Regions from separate parts of the Homo sapiens genome. Here region 1 is linked to region 2. The links are chromatin loops, found by intact Hi-C in ENCODE. Cell type or tissue: heart right ventricle. All regions are shown on one strand. Each heading gives the region's core, and the rest is flanking DNA. Links, peaks and the distances in the headings are about the cores only. Region 1 has its middle 46 kb from the start of LARGE1-AS2. Region 2 overlaps SYN3 (synapsin III).

What was found. Peaks named below come from ENCODE experiments on the same cell type or tissue, not always from the same donor. Only the 100,000 strongest peaks of a DNase experiment are listed, where the experiment ranks them.
Region 1: a loop joins it to region 2, with 11 times the contacts of the local background. A loop is called at or near these places in 5 of 110 quality-filtered maps.

What each region holds. Positions count from the first base shown.
Region 1 is chr22:33,208,755-33,211,667 of GRCh38, reverse strand. It overlaps a transcript of LARGE1 not described here. Among named protein-coding and RNA genes, the nearest start is that of LARGE1-AS2, 46 kb to the right of the region's middle. In heart right ventricle, for the core only: a CTCF peak has its summit at 1,351 (motif pointing right); no DNase peak of the experiment used is centred there; H3K27me3 peaks cover 294 bases.
Region 2 is chr22:32,658,776-32,661,688 of GRCh38, reverse strand. All of the region lies in intron 6 of SYN3 (synapsin III), which reads left to right. It overlaps LOC105373002 (a long non-coding RNA gene), which reads right to left. Exons shown (of 4, transcript XR_938176.4): 4 at 1-965. Among named protein-coding and RNA genes, the nearest start is that of SYN3-AS1, 85 kb to the right of the region's middle. RefSeq lists an enhancer at 1-761. In heart right ventricle, for the core only: a CTCF peak has its summit at 1,266 (motif pointing left); DNase peaks (open chromatin) are centred at 238, 877 and 1,278; H3K27ac peaks cover 680 bases.

The DNA of each region.
Region 1 (2,913 bases), core at 193-2,692, 550 kb before region 2:
CCGAGTAGCTGGGACTACAGGTGTGTGCCACCACGCCCGGCTAATCTTTTGTATTTTTAGTAGAGACGGGATTTCAGCATGTTAGCCAGGCTGGTCTCGGACTCCTGACCTCAGGTGATCCATCGCCTCGGCCTCCCAAAGTGCTGGGATTACAGGTTTGAGCCACCACGCCCAGCCTCACAGCACTTTTAATTCCCTTGAAGAACCTTTCCTTTGTGTTCACAGCTAGGCTGTTTGGGACAAGAGGCCTAGCTTTTGGCCTATCTCCACTTTCAACATGTCTTCCTCACTAAGTGTAATCATTTCTAGCTTTTGATTTAAAGTGAGAGGTGTGTGTCTTCCTTTCACTGGAACACTTAGAGCCTTTTAAGTGTAACACTTGTAGCATTATGAATTGTCCTTATTTCAATACTATTGTGTCTCAGGAGGCCCGATGAGGAGGAGAGAGATGAGGGAATGACCAGTCAGAACATTTATAGATTAAGTTCTCTGTCTTACATGGTTCATGGAGCCCCGAAACAATTACAAATCACAAATCGCAGATCACTGTAACAGATATAATAATAATGAAAAAGTTTGAAATACTTGAGAATTACCAAAATGTGACACAGAGACACAAAGTGAGCACGTGCTGTTGGAAAAATAGCACCGATAGACTTGCTCAATGCAGGGTTGCCACAAACCTTCGATTTATAAATAACACAACTATCTTCAAAGTTCAATAAAGCAAAGTGCGGGAAAACGAGGTCTGCCTGTACCTTGTTACGGCAGCCAGAGCCAATGAATGCAAGGCCCCGGGGCAATGACTCACCCACATTTTGGGGGAGCCGCAGAGGCATCCGTGGTGTGAGGCCCAGAGCATAGGGGCAGCCTGGGAACAGGGGAGAGCCAGAGAGGGAAGAGAGGTCCACCATTCACCTGCAGCCCAAGGAACCAGGCCAGGTGAGCCCGTGTGCGTGTGAGCGCCCAGTGCTTCTCTATGGCAACAGGGGTGGAAGCTTGCATGGCATGGTGGGTCAGGCTTGAGGCTAGGTGCCATCAGGCCACGTCTGCCGGTGACTTAAGGGCAGGGAACAGCCACCATAGCAGCGGGCCTGGTGGCGGGGTAGGCAAAACAGCATGAAGGCTAAGACTGAGTTCAAGGAGGACCTCCCTCTGAGGCCTCCAAGAATGAGGTTCAGCCCTGTAGGGCTCCTAGAGCATCGTCAGTTGCAGAGGACAGGAGACCATGGCTGAGCCAATCCCAGGCGGCACACAGACCAGGTTCCGCCGGTGTCGTTCTCTTGCCATTTTTCAGAGAATGGGACCATTAAGACGCTAACTTCATTTTTTAAACCACTAGATGTCACCCTTGTGCCACCCCCGTCTATCTGCCAGACCATGCTCTGTGGAGGGCAAAGAGGACAAGGATACACGCCCCAAAGGCCTGTGGAGGCCGGGAGGGCGGCTGGTAGGGACCCCTGGGTCAAGGACCAAGGTTGAGAAGGAGCTAATGGAAAGCGACAGCCTCCTGGATCTGGAGAACACGGCTCTGGATGACTTTCCAATAGTGTTTCTCAACTTTGGCTGCATACCAGGAAAGCTTTAAAAAAACTGATGCCTGGGTCCCACCCTCAAGAACTTCTGTGTGAATTAGTAGAGGATTGGGGTGGGTACTGAGAGTTTTGAAAAATCCCCCAGTAGTTTTAATGTAGAGCCAAGATTAAGATTAAGAACCACAGCCGGGCGTGGTGGCTCATGCCTGTAATACCATTGCTTTGGGAAGCTGAAGTGGGAGGATCCCTTGAGGCCAGGAGTTCGAGACCAGCCCGGAAAAAATAGCCAGACCCCATCTCTACAGAAAAATAAAAATACAATTAGCTGGCCTGGTGGTGCACGCCTGTAGTCCCAGCTCCTCAGGAAGCTGAGGTGGGAGGATCACTTGAGCCCAGGAGGTCGAGGCTGCAGTGAGCTGTGATTACACCATGGCACTCCAGCCTGAGAGACAGAGTGAGACCCTGTCTCTATTATTTAAAAGAAACGATTGAGAACTGCTACTGTAGGCTGTGATTATGAATCCAGATATTGTACATAGAGCAAATATTTATCAATTGAATTGCAGTTGAAATGTACTCTAGAAGTTTGTTTTTATGAGCAAAACTGAATAAAGGAAAGTCAATGGATTTTTTGGAGCAGGGGTCAGAGTGTGGAAATTGAACCCACCACATCATATTTTCCTGTGACTGAATTTAATTTGAAAGGTATCTAACAAACATACATTTTATGTGGCACCCTGTGTGAGTCTCATAATATACTATCACTGTGAAGAGCTCTAATGTTGGAGGAAAATTACCATAGATCGCATCTGCTACCTCCTACCTTTGCATTTGTTAGTTCTGGAGGGTGAAGGTGGTGGAAAAGAGCTATAGAAAGAAAGTTAAGCAATGAAAGCTGTAAAGGGCTTAATACATAGTTGTTAAAATGTGACTTGTTTCGTTCACAGCACTTTTGTGATGTTTTGTCAACCACTGTGGAAGACAGTGTGGTGATTCCTCAAGGATTTAGAACCAGAAATGCCATTTGACCCAGCAATCCCATTACTGGGTATACACCCAAGTGATTATAAATCATTCTATTATAAAAACACATGCACCTGTATATTTATTGCAGCACTATTCACAATAGCAAAGACTTTGAACCAACCCAAATGCCCATCAATGATAGACTGGATAAAGAAAGTGTGGCACATATACACCATGGAACACTATGCAGCCATAAAAAAGAATCAGTTCATGTCTTTTGCAGGGACATGGATGAAGCTAGAAGCTATCATTCTCAGCGAACTATCACAAGAACAGAAAACCAAACACCACATTTTCTCACTCATAAGTGGGAGTTTAACAAGGAGAACACATGGACACAGGGAGGAGAACA
Region 2 (2,913 bases), core at 187-2,686:
ACCCTGCTTGACCGCGACAGGTCCCCTTGTATCCTGTTCCCTCTCCATCTTATTTTCTCCACAGTGCTCTAGGGCAGCTGTGGAGCCAATGATGAAAACCACATGTTTCTGGGCAGCCCTGCTGTTGCACAATGCCGCCAAGGGGAGGGCAAAAAAGAAAGAAAGAAAGAAAAAAAAGAAAGTAAGTAAGAAAGGAAAGAAAAGAGCTTTGGAATTCTCGGCTTCTACAGACAATTCCCCCATTGATGTGCTGTGAGTCACGGCGGGCCGCCAGGCCATCATGGTTTCTGAATCACTTCCTTCAAGAGGGGCTCTCCACTTGTTCCCGGGCTGACTTTGGCCAGGGCTGGAATGCAAGGAGATTGGACCCTTTGGAGTGGTTCTGACTGCCTTCCTCTTTGCTGGAGCCCCAGAGGGGAAGGTGGAGGTGCTAGGCAGCAGGGCGTAGGGGTCTGAATGGAATTGAAGACAGCAGAGAAGCAGGTTGGACCTGCTTGTCCCAATTGGTGGACCCAACTCATGCCCCTCTCTCTCCCTCTGTTAGAGAAGAAAATGATGTAAAAATCCCAGATTAAAGGCCAAAGTTTTCTCTGGTGGGCACTAGACTCAGCCAGATCCGGAATTTCTATCCTCTCCACCTTGACATCCTGGCTGATGTGGACAAGGTTGACACCTTTTGAGCAGAGATAGGTTAAAGTTGATCCCAGCCATGTCTCCAATGGCTCACATTAGGGAACCTTGAACGGCACTCTCAGTCTCCCATCTTGCAATTTCCATCTTTGAGGTCAAGGATGTTAATGGCCCAAGAAGCCCTCGCCTGGGTGGTGGTCCTTAGGTGAGAGTCTGTTTTAAGTTCTTGCTTAAAATAAGCTTCACTTTTTTTCGGCCAAGACCCTTAATCCTTGCTCTGGGCCAGACTCTGCGTAGGCACCATGGATCCCAAGAGGAAATAGACATGGCGCCAACTGGACAAAAGAGAATGACAGGTAAATAAGTAATGATGCAAATTTATCACCAAATGCAGACTTGGGGACAAGGGGAGCTCCAGAAGGCAGCCAGAAATGTTTGTTGGATGGAGCATTTAGCGCCATTTTCCTTTGCCCGACCACCATTCCTTCCCCGCCAGCCCCTTAACCCCAGAACTTTCCAGAAGATCAGTATGAATGGGCCCTGGATTAGAGAGGAAGTGGTCTCTTCCCTCCACCAACACAGGGTGCTGTTTCTCAATGACCCCAGCTGTTAGGGAATATGCTAGAATGCCGCCATCTGGTGGGCACACGGAGCCGTGTCCATTTCGCAACTTTGCTGCACCTGGGGCAAGTGTCAGAGACGCACTGACCTGGAAGCCATGCCCCAAAGAAACCAGGTTTGGCACGGCTACTTATTTGACTGAAGTTACAGGTGATGAGCAAAAGGAGCGCCTTTTAAGGAGTCCTCCTGACCACATTCAGCTGGCTGTCTCCCTTTAAGGAGGTGAACTTGGAGGAAAAGCTAGTTTAGAGCAGGCACCATATCTTCATCTTCTCTATGCCTCTCATAGCCTCTAGCAGCAGATCCAGGAGGTAATGGGTGCTCAATGCATGGATGTTCAATGGGATCAGTTACTGAATATGATCAGTGAGAATGATAGCAAGGGTTCTTTCTATCTTGCACCACCATATCCCTAGCACCATGCCTGACTCTACAAATATACATTGAACCATTGAATAAAATTAGACTCTCGGAAGTAAAGATTCTGGAAACAGCAAACATGATTTGCTGGAGGACAGTTTAGGTATTGCCTGTATTGTCTAGTACAGCCTCCTTCCTCTCAGATGCATCCCAGGGAGACACAGTGACTTCACCAAAGTCACACAGCCACTCTTTAGAACTGGGACTGGTGGGCGGGCCAACTTGCCACCTGGTTGCCTGGCAGAATCCAGGTTGCCTGCCCATGTATATATGAGAAACAAGACAGGCAGCAAAAAAAGTATGGAGGAGGCATTTGTCCAGGGTCACACCCAGTGGAAGAGCTTCCCACTAAGAATATCTGAAACACCTTTTCAAGGACTCTAATACTATCCTGTGCTCCTAGGGTGAAAAGGAACACCACCTAGTGCATTAAATAAAGAGGTAAAGAATGTCTAGCAATCCAAGGAAAACAGAGCCAAATGCAGTTACTGGGTGCACAGAATGTGATGTGGGAGGTACCAGTCATGTCACAGGTCCAGGTGGAGCTCTTGTCTCCCAGGAAGAGTTTGTGAAATAGTATAACCCATGTTCTGAAGTTGAGCTCCAGAGTGGGTGATGGTTACCCAGATGGAAGAAGCAATCTGGCTTACATGTAACAATAAAGGATCTGGCTGTCTCCCCAGCACACTCTTCGTGGCTTCATTCTCTCTCTCAATTTTCCCTCTTTCCTGTGCCACATGGACCTTTCTAACACTCTTCTGCTTAGACCATCAATGGCTCCCTATTGCTTCTTAGATAAAATCTAAATATCTTCCCTTATCATCACCCCACTCCAACTCTTTAGCTACATACTTCATCCCTTCCTGCTTAGCCCTTACTCACCTTGGTTACACTGTTAGGACGCCTGTCCCTCAAGTAGGTTCCAGTCCTGGCTTCACCACTTGCTCTCATTGTGACCTTAAGGAAATCACTTAATTCCCTGTGCCTTCATTTCCTCATCTATAAAATGGAGTTCATGCTAGCATCTACCAGACTGGGCTGTCGTGAGAATGGATTTGAGTTCAGTATGTGAAGTCCGAATAGCGCCTGTCATGTGGTATGCTCGCAATGTATGTTAGCAATCATTCCTGTTATTATCGCTACATATAACATGCTTCCTCACGCCCCCATCCTTTCACACATGTTCACTGTGCCTGAAATGTCCTTTCTCTGCCTTCTCCCTCAGATGGACAACAGCTCATT